2 separate regions of the Homo sapiens genome follow, and region 2 is linked to region 1. Evidence: read pairs that join two places in POLR2A ChIA-PET (ENCODE). Cell type or tissue: PC-9. All regions are shown on one strand.

Region 1 (5,000 bases):
CCCAGAGAGGGCATCTACTCGTGGGGAATCCACCCTCATGACCCAAACACCTTTCATCAGGTCCCATCTCTAACATTGGGATAAGACTTCAACATGGGGTTTGTGGGGACGAATCTCTAAACTATAGCACATTTATTCCAATACAATCTAAATTAAGCCAAAATAATTCAGGTTTTGAGACAATAGCCTAACCTGGAGGTACACTGTTTTATGTTGGACTTTCAGGAGCAGAGCCTGAGACAAGGATTCAGGTGCCATTATTTATTGAGGGAATGCTCTTCAGAAAGAGGCTATGAGGGAGGAGGTGATGTAGGCTGGGGAAGGAAGGGTGATTTCAAGTAAATTTTAGCCTCGGCTCGAGGCAGATTCACTGTAGGACTGAGAAGAGGGACTGTGGAGGAATGAAACACACCATAAGCCACGTTATACTTTGAATTGCCAGCCAAGGGTGTCTGTCAATAATTGGCTATGAGCCCTATGAACCGTGTGTGTGTGCGCGTGTGTGTGTGTAACTTCCCTGGTGAGGTGGCCCCCTATTGGCACTGGCCTCATAAAGAAAGATCTGGACAGGACATCAACATAACCTCTACCACATACGTATTTGAATTTTGGTTTTACCAACTTACTACGGCCTTCAGAAATACATTTCCTATATGCCTTTCCAGAGAGAAAAGGAATGCAGATAGAATTTGCAGCACAAAAATTATACTAGTGTTTCACCCAGATTGGTAGATAGCTGTAGATTTAGATGAAGTGGGTAACAGTCTTCATTTTGAATTCCAGTTTCATAATCCCCTAAGATTCACTTTGAATTTTCTAGTTGCCATTTTAAGACCTCCCATTTTGTGTGCTCAGTTTCTTGCCTTGTTGCTTGGTGACTCAGATGTGAATTAGACCCTATATTCTGCTCTCAGTAGGGACAAATCTTTACAAGTTGGTTGGAAATGGATGAAACTTCTCAGCACAATTTCTGCAGGCCATATGATAAGGACAGGGTAAGGACTAGGAGAACCCTGGATGTAGCCCTTTAGGGCTTTTGGTCTGTCTTTGAAAGGGAAATTGTTTACTCAAGCTGCTAAAGCTGTTTATTACTTTCATCAGTATATACTGCGTCCTCAGTTCTTGATCTTTCTTTTACCCCAAGTGTTTCTACCCCAAAGGGTGGGAATACAAGTGTTCGGGCTTCTCTTCCTTCTAGGGTAAATACTAAAGAGTAATCCCAGCACACAACGCATGACTGGAGTCCTTCATCTCTCAACAAAGATTCGTCTTGAGCCTATGGGAGCCAACTGCTCTTTTGGTGCTGGGTATAAGGCAATAAACCAAATTGGAAAAGTGCTTGTCCTCTTGGCATTCACATGCTAGTGGACCAAAAACTCATAAGCCAATATGATATCAGTGGAAGAGACACACTATGGGTAAAAATGTAACAGAATGAAGATAAAAATAAAACAGGAATGTTGGGTGGTTGCTATTTTATATAAACTAATAAGGGCGAGGGGCTCTCTGATGTGAGAACAATTGAACAGTGACCTGACAGAGTTGTGGTGGTAGGAGGAGAAGAGAGTTGTAAGCAGCAGGCACAGCACTTGAAAGCGTATAGAGGCAGCTGCTGGCTACACGGATCGGGGCAGGAGGTGATCCCAGGAGCTCAACTAGCCACAAAAATTTTTATTGCTAATGCTGTATCAATTTCCTTTCTATATTGTCAATGAAATGTTTATAATAAAGATTTTGAAGTATATTATTTACTTTATTCAAATTTTGATTCCTACAGAAATTGTAATTCTGTTGAAATATAGATATAGATAGAACTGGAAATACACACACACACACACACACGTTTAAATTGCCTTCCTTTTTTGTAGAAAAAACAAGCCCTGGAATAGCCTCTGAGAGAAAAACCCATGGAAATTTTACTTTGATAAAATGCCAGTAATGGCATAAAAAGCTGCCCTGGTGTTGTTTCTGGGAAAGCAGGCATTTCTCAATGAAGGAGTGATGGATGGTCTTTGAAGTTTAAATGATATCAGAGAGGAAATGAAAAACTGGCCAGGGCAGGGGAGTAGGGGGGACTCAGTGACTACATGCAAGCTGCACATAGTTCAGGTTCTTCTCTCACACTTTTTCATACGATGCCAAGAGTAGCTGGTTTCTTATCATCTTTGCATTCTTTAACATTATTAGAGTTCCATTTCCTTACTATTCTGAAGACTTGATATTTTTCCTATCCTGTTGCTTTCTTGTTACTTAAATGTTTTCTTCCTCTCAATTTTTCTCTTTCCCTCCCTTTCACTCTCCACTTCTAGAAAGTGGGCCATTTATTTTTCTAATTCTAGTGAAAGGGAAGCAAAATACCACACAGCTAAGTTTATCTAAGAAGTCCCAATTTCCTGGTGTCTTTTATTGTTATTTTGGTTTCCTTTTAACGTCAATATATAGCAGTTATAAAGTAGGTTTAGATGTTTTTATATTTTTAGTCCAAATAAACCCGAAGTATAAAGTTGCACAATATGATGATGGAAGAGACCCAAGAAATGTTGTTATTTAAAACTGATTTAGTTCTAGTTGAAAGCTGACTTCCTGGGCGATGTGCTGCCAGTGAGTCTTAATCCCTGGCTTCATGGTTTGTGGTTTATGTGGGCTGGCATGCTAAGCATTTAATCGTTAGTCACCATTCTTTTCTGAGGCCTGTGTGGCCAAGGCATTATCGTCACCCTGTCACTTACCTAGACATGCTCCTTGGAAAGGAGGTGAATTGGATCCATTAAAAGTGTGAGAAGAGCTGGGAAAGGTCTGATGCAGCCGTACGTTCAAAGATTAAAGCACTCCATATGCAGTTTGACTTTGTAAAGCTTGGATAATCGAGGAGAAAGCAAGGGGGCTGAAGAGGCTTTGAGTGGCCTGCTCACTTGTCTGATGGAAACTCATCAGATATGTGACTGATAATTTTATTTCACACATCTTTAGTATTATGTTTTAAAGTTTTAGGGATGGCTGGAAACCTCACTAAAAACTCTTATACTGTAGTCAGAATGATCAACCACTTTGTTAAATGAATGAGTGCAATACAAGGTATAAGAACAGGCTTATCAACCACTGAGGAACTAATGAAATGCCATTTCCTCCCTGATCCCCATCTTCATTGTTATGTCCTTTATAATTTTTTATCTAGGACAACCATGTTGACAGAGAAGGACTGGTATGTATCAGTATTTTAAAGAGTTTTATTTAAACTGAAACCATTCTTATATCAATTCTTATTATACTAACTCATATTAACTTTACTCAATGAATCTGCAAAGACCCTATTTCCAATTAAGGTCACATTGTGAGGTCCAGGTAGACATAAAGTTTTGGGGGCACTATTCAACCCAGAACACTTCCCCACAAAACTCTAAATGTATTTGAAAGCGTGTATTATACCTTATTTGTTTCCCAATATCTAGAGTGGTATTTGGAACTCAGTAGGTACTTAATAGTTGTTAAATGACAGTTTTACTTTGAACATCCAAATATACTATTAAGAAAAAATAACGGGTACCTAAGAACATTTCCATGAGGGAAGAGTAATGGCTGAATATGTGTGTGTGTATGTATATATATATGTATATATATTTCTGTATGCATACGCATATGTAGGTATAGGTATATTTTTATATATTTATGCACAACTTTCTAAAGAAGTTAGGCACCATGGGATATTGTTATTATTTGTTTTTTTTAAGATGAGAAATAATTTAAGCCTGTTGCCCTAGAGAAATGACTGGAAGTTAAGATTTAATGGGAGAAGAGAAGATCCTTTAAGATCGTTACTAACTCTTAACTTCAACGATCTTTAAAGGGAAGATCCTTTTTCCTTCTCACACTAACTCTTAACTTTTCCTATGGTAGAATATTTAACAAAAGGGCATTGAAATTATAAAAACATAATTTAAAAGGGTATCATCATAATGTTATTGATGAAATAATTTCTTACGAAATGGAAATTAGCAACTTTGAGTTTACCCTGACTTAATTTATTCTGAGAAATATCTTCTTCTCTAAATCTTACAACCCTAAAAATGAAGAATAGAAATACATCCCTTCAATAAGATATCTATTCCTAAAGGCTCAATCTTGGGTACAAAGGCAGAGGTATTTCCCCAAGAGGGCCTGCTAGGAAGAGAAGCAGAAGACATGCATTTCTTTCTGTCCTGGAGTGAGTCAGCCTGCTCACTTCTCTGACATCAGTCTGTTGCCACAGAAACACTGGTGGGGACACACATTTTGCATTACGACTTCACAATAGAAAACAGACCTTTATTTTTCTTTTGCTTCTTTACACAGTAAGTGGACAAGGCCTACAGTGAAAGGAAAAAAAGCATCTTGTTTGAGTACAAAGTGAGCAATTTACAAAAGTGAAAATAAAATTAATAACTACCTATGGAAGAAAAATGAGGTTTTCTGGAGTAGGTTTCTCACCTACCCTTTAAAGCAGGGCACCTTAATTTTTGAAATGTGTTTTCTTCCAATCACCTGATTTGGGATAAAGAAAAATAAACAGAGAATGAGGCAAATACTTATAAAAATATATATGGAATTAAGCTAATGTTTTGTTAAGCTTTACTTATATAATTTGTCTTCATAAGAGTAAAAATCTAATGACAACTAGATCCCTGCAGAAAGACATAGTTTCAGGTGTCAGATTTGATTTTTTCATCACAGCTTACGTTTAAAAGAATGAATAGCATGAAGGTAATTGTTTTTTTAGACGGAAACCTCTGAGTGGCACAATAGAGTTATATTAGTATAACTTTAGTTAAAGTAAACATTATCCTAGAACAGTATGGGATTTACAAAAACATTAAGGAAATAGAGTTTCCATGCATTGCACATCTGATTTCTCCTATTAATAACATCTTACATTAGTATGGTACATTTGTTACAATTAATGAACCAGTGCTGATACATTATTAACTACAGCTTATCCTTTATTCAGATTTCTTTAGTTTTTATCT
Region 2 (5,000 bases), 220 kb after region 1:
GCATTTTATAAATTTTGTTTATCTTTTCAAAGAATCAGCTTTTAGTTTTGTTGATCCTTAGTATTTTTTTTCTTTTTTTCAACTTTTATTTTAAGTTTGGGGTATATGTGCAGATGTGCAGGTTTCTTACATAGGTAAATGTGTGCCATGGTGGTTTGCTACATGGACCATCCCATCACCTAGGTATTAAGCCCAGAATCCTTTAGCTATTTTTCCTGATGTTCTCCCTCCCCCCACACCCCTCTCTGACAGGCCCCAATGTGTGTTGTTCCCCCAATGTGTCCATGTGTTCTCATCATTCAGCTCCCACTTATAAGTGAGAACATGCAGTATTTGTTTTTCCTTTTCTGCATAGGTTTGCTGAGGATAATGGCTTCCAGCTCCATCCATGTCCCTGCAAAGGACATGATCTTGTTCCTTTTTATGGCTGTGTAGTATTCCATGGTGTATATTTAACATTTTCTTTATCCAGTCTATCATTTTCTTTGTCCAGTCTATCATTGATGGGCTTTTAGGTCGATTCATGTCTTTGCTATTGTAAATAGCACTGCAAGGAACATATTCATGCATATATCTTTATAATAGAATGATCTATATTCCTTTGGGTATATACCCAGTAATGGGATTGCTGGGTCAAATGATCTTTCTGCCTCTAGGTCTTTGAGGAGTCACCACACTCTCTTCCACAATGGTTGAACTAATTTACACTCCCACCAACGTGCAAAAGTGTTCCTTATTTGCAATGTCACCAGCATCTATTATTTTTTGACTTTTTAATCATAGCCATTCTGACTGGTGTGAGATGATATCTCATTGTGGTTTTGATTCACATTTTTCTAATGATCAGTGATGTTGAGCTTTTTTTCATATGTTTGTTGGCTGCATCTATGTCTTCTTTTGAAAAGTGTCTGTTCACGTCCTCTGGCCTGCTTTTTAATGGGGTTGTTTGTTTTTCTTGTAAATTTGTTTAAATTCCATGTAGAATAAATTTTAAAATAGTTTTTTCTAATTCTCGGAAGAATGTCAATGGTAGTTTCGTGGGAATAGCATTGAATCCATAAATTATTTTGGAAAGTATTGCCATTTTTACAATATTGATTCTTTCTATCCATGAGCATGGAATGTTTTTCTATTTGTGTCCTCTCTGATTTCTTTGAGTAGTGGTTTGTTTTTCTGCTTGAAGGGATCCTTCACTTCCCATGTTAGCTGTATCCCTAGGTATTTTATCATTTTAGTAGCAATTGTGAATGAGAGTTCATTCATGATTTGGCTCTCTGCTTGCCTGTTATTGATGTATAGGAATGCTAGCGATTTCTGCACATTGATTTTTTTATCCTGAGACTTTGCTGAATTTGCTTATCAGCTTAAGAAGCTTTTGGGTTGAGACAATGAGGTGCTCTAGATGTAGATCCTTAGTATTTTTTAAATCTCTGTTTTATTTAGTTCTTCTCCGATCTTTATTATTTCCTTTCTTTTGTTAATTTTTTTTTTTTTTTTTTTTTTTGAGATGGAGTCTTGCTCTGTCACCCACGCTGGAGTGCAGTGGTGCAATCTTGGCTTACTGCAAGCTCCGCCTCCCGGGTTCACGCCATTCTCCTGCCTCAGCCTCCCAAGTAGCTAGGACTATAGGCCCCCGCCACCACACCTGGCTAATTTTTTATATTTTCGGTAGAGATGGGGTTTCACCATGTTAGCCAGGATGGTCTTGATCTCCTGACCTCATGATCTGCGCACCTCAGCCTCCCAAAGTGCTGGGATTACAGGCATGAGCCACCATGCCCAGCTATCTTTTGCTAATTTGGAATTTGTTTTGTTTTTGTTTTTCTAATTCCTTGAGGTGCATCATTAGGTTGTATATTTGAAATCTTTCTGGTCTTTTTTTTTTTTTTTTGACATAGGAGTTTATTGCTATAAACTTGTCTCTGCTTTTGCTGTGTCCCGTAGGTATTGGTATGTCATGTTTCCATTTTTATTTAATAATTTTTTTGATTTTCATCTTAATTTCTTTATTGCCCCAATAGTTGTTCAGGAGCATGTTGTTTAATTGCCATGTTTTTGCATAGTTTCCAAAACTGCTCTTGGTATTGATTTTAATTTTATACCATACTGTTATGAAAATTACTTGATATGATTTTAATTTTTTGAAAATTTGTTGAAACTTGTTTTGTGGCCTAACATATAGTCTATCCTGGAGAATGTTCCATGTGCTTATAAGAATGTGTATTCTTCAGTTGTTGGATGAAATGTTCTGTAAATGTTTGTTAGTCTTATTTGATCTAAAGTCCGGTTTTTCTTGCTTAAGTGCAATGTTTCTTTGTTTATTTTCTCTTCTGATAATCTGTCTAATGCTGAAAGTATGATGTGGAAATTCACCCATTATGATTGTATAAAAGTCTCTCTCTCTCTAGATCTGGTAAGATTTGTTTTATGAATCTGGGTGTCCCAGTTTTCAGTGCCTATATATATATTTAGAATTTTTGTATTGTCTTGGTAGATTGATCTCTTTATTATTATATAATGCCCTTTTTTGCCTTTTTTTCCTGCTGTTAGTCCTTAAAAGTCTGCTTTATCTGATTTAAATATAGCTAGTCTTGCCTGTTTTTGGTTTCAGTTTGTGTGGCAGTATACTTCTCCAACCTTTTACTTTATATGTGCCTCTATTGGTAAAATATGTTTCTTGTAGGCAGCATCTAGTTGGATCATTCTTAATCTAATCAGTTTGTCTATATCTTTTCAGTTGAAAGTTTAATCAATTTATATTCAAGAGTTGTTATTGATATGTGAGGTTTTGTTCCTGTTGTATTATTAATTGTTTTCTGGTGGCTTAGTATAGTCTTTTTTCTTTTTCTCTTGATCGTCCTTGTGATATGCTTTTTCTGTGGTAGTAACTATCATTTGAGTCTTTTTTATTACTTATTTGTATGTACTTAACAGTGAGTTTTATATTTTCATGTGTTTTCATGATGATGACTATTATCCTTTAACTTCCAAGTTTAGGATTCTCCTGAGCATTTCTTGTAAGTCAGGTCTAGTGGTATTGAATTACCTCAGCATTTGCTCATCTGTGAAAGAGTATTTCTTTTTATGTGTGAAGGATAATTTTGCTTGATATAGTACCCTTGGGTATTAGAGTTTTTATCAGCCTTTTGAATATATCCTCCCATTCTCTCCTGTCCTGTAAGGTTTATGCTGAGAAAGAGATCCAAGTGGGCAACTTGAAGAAAAAGTGCCTATCATTGATTTTAGACAGTTTGACTATAATGTACCGTGGAGAAGATTTGTGGCATTGTGTCTGATTGAGGATTGCTGGGCCTCCTGAATCTGGGTGTCTAGATCTCTTCCTAGATTTGAGAAATTATCTTCTATTATGTTGTTGAATAGTTTTTTGAACCCTTCTCTCTTTGCTTTGGGGGATATCAATAATTCATATATTTTGTCACTTAATAGTTTCTCATATATCATGAGGACTTTGTTCATTCTTTTTATTCTTTTTTATTTTTATTTGACTGGGTTACTTCAAAAAAACATGTCTTTAGGTTTTGAAATTCTTTCTTCTGCTTGGTCTAGTCTATCATTGAGTGTACCTTGTATTTCATTAAAGGAATTCTTCAGCTCCAGAATTCTATTTGGTTCTTTTTAAGATATATATCTCTGGTAAATTTCTCACTCGTAGTATAAATTGTTTTTTTCTGATTTCTTTGTATTATTTTTCACAATTTTTTATCTTACTGAGATTTTTTTGTATGATAAGTTTGAATTCTTTTTCTGAGATTTTGCAATTTTTCTTTTATTAGGATCTGTTGCTAAGAAATTCTTATATTCCTTTGGAGGTGTTATTATTTTCTTGCTTTTTAATGCTTCCTGTGTCTTTATGTTGCTGTCTGTGCTTCTGGTGTAACAGTGGCTTCTTCTAGATTTTCGACTTTACTTATATAGAGGAAGACTTTTTCCTGAAGTTCTAAAAATTGTGTTGTTTGGGTAGGGTTCTTTGGCTTTGATTTTGGCTGTGTGCCATAGCATATTCTCTGTATGATTTTTTGTGGCTGTAAATAGCATCAGTAGTATCTGTGATTTCCTCAGTAGTTTAGGGTACAGTTATTAATGAAGGCTATGGTGAATCTTTGCTGAAGACAAAGATGCCAACTAGGACAGTCTTTGGGCCCCAATTGGTGGCAGCAGTGGGCTAATATTGGATGGCTTATGTTGGCACTGGTGTTAGCAGACAGTCAGACTGATGCTGAGCTTACCTGGATTTCAGTAGTGGCAGCAGTGGGTTGGGTGGCTAAGAGGGTACTCAGGAACCTGGGAACCATTGTGGTGTAGGTGATGGAAGTAGCTGTGGCAAGATGATCAACTGGGTCCCAAGACATACTTACTGGTATTGGCAGTGGCTGTGGTATGGCGTCACTACTGACAGCCCCAGACACACAATTATCAGGCTCTCTCACTCTCTGTGGCAGCAATATCACAACACTATACAAAGTAGGGGATGGATCCCACCTTTCACATGCAAGCCTGAGCATGGAGGCCATGCAACCAGCAAGGGTGCACTTGGCACTCCCAGCCCCAAACAGGCAGCCCTCTGATTCACCTACCTCAGCCTCTAGCAGCAGCGGTAGTGGTAGGCCTGCAGTGCTGTGTGGAGGGGCAGAAGGGGTTCTGCTCTCTGTGCATGAGTCTGAGCACAGAGGCAGCTCACAGTGGGAGGGGCTCTCATTCTCTGCTTACAAGGCCAAGCACAAAAGTTGTGCTGCTGCTGAGGTTGGGGTTGCTTGTCTCAGCCCCAAAGGGAGCTCCTGGGCTCTAGAAACATGTGCTTTGGTTTCCTTTGCCCTAGGGGCTGCAATTTTGGGCATTTACACTGTCATTTCCATGAGGAATAGTACTTCCTGTGGGCTGGAGTACTGGGGGCTCTCCAGCATCCTTGGGTCTAGCCAGTGCTGTGCCACTGTAGTCCTTTGGTGGGAATGGGAAATGTCAATGGGGACTTACAGGATGTG

The links. ChIA-PET counts read pairs that join two places held together with the same protein. Peaks named below come from ENCODE experiments on the same cell type or tissue, not always from the same donor. Only the 100,000 strongest peaks of a DNase experiment are listed, where the experiment ranks them.
Region 2: POLR2A ChIA-PET joins it to region 1 with 15 read pairs; 1 of 35 experiments calls an interaction of 5 or more read pairs at or near these places.

The regions. Positions count from the first base shown.
Region 1 is chr4:142,815,284-142,820,283 of GRCh38, reverse strand. The region is part of intron 1 of INPP4B (inositol polyphosphate-4-phosphatase type II B); the gene reads left to right. All of the region lies in intron 3 of USP38-DT (USP38 divergent transcript), which reads left to right. Among named protein-coding and RNA genes, the nearest start is that of INPP4B, 29 kb to the left of the region's middle. In PC-9, no CTCF peak of the experiment used is centred here; a DNase peak (open chromatin) is centred at 2,653; H3K4me3 peaks cover 325 bases; H3K27ac peaks cover 1,021 bases.
Region 2 is chr4:142,598,473-142,603,472 of GRCh38, reverse strand. The region is part of intron 2 of INPP4B (inositol polyphosphate-4-phosphatase type II B); the gene reads left to right. All of the region lies in intron 2 of LOC101927613 (a long non-coding RNA gene), which reads right to left. Among named protein-coding and RNA genes, the nearest start is that of INPP4B, 250 kb to the left of the region's middle. In PC-9, no CTCF peak of the experiment used is centred here; a DNase peak (open chromatin) is centred at 2,312; H3K4me3 peaks cover 1,254 bases; H3K27ac peaks cover 1,635 bases.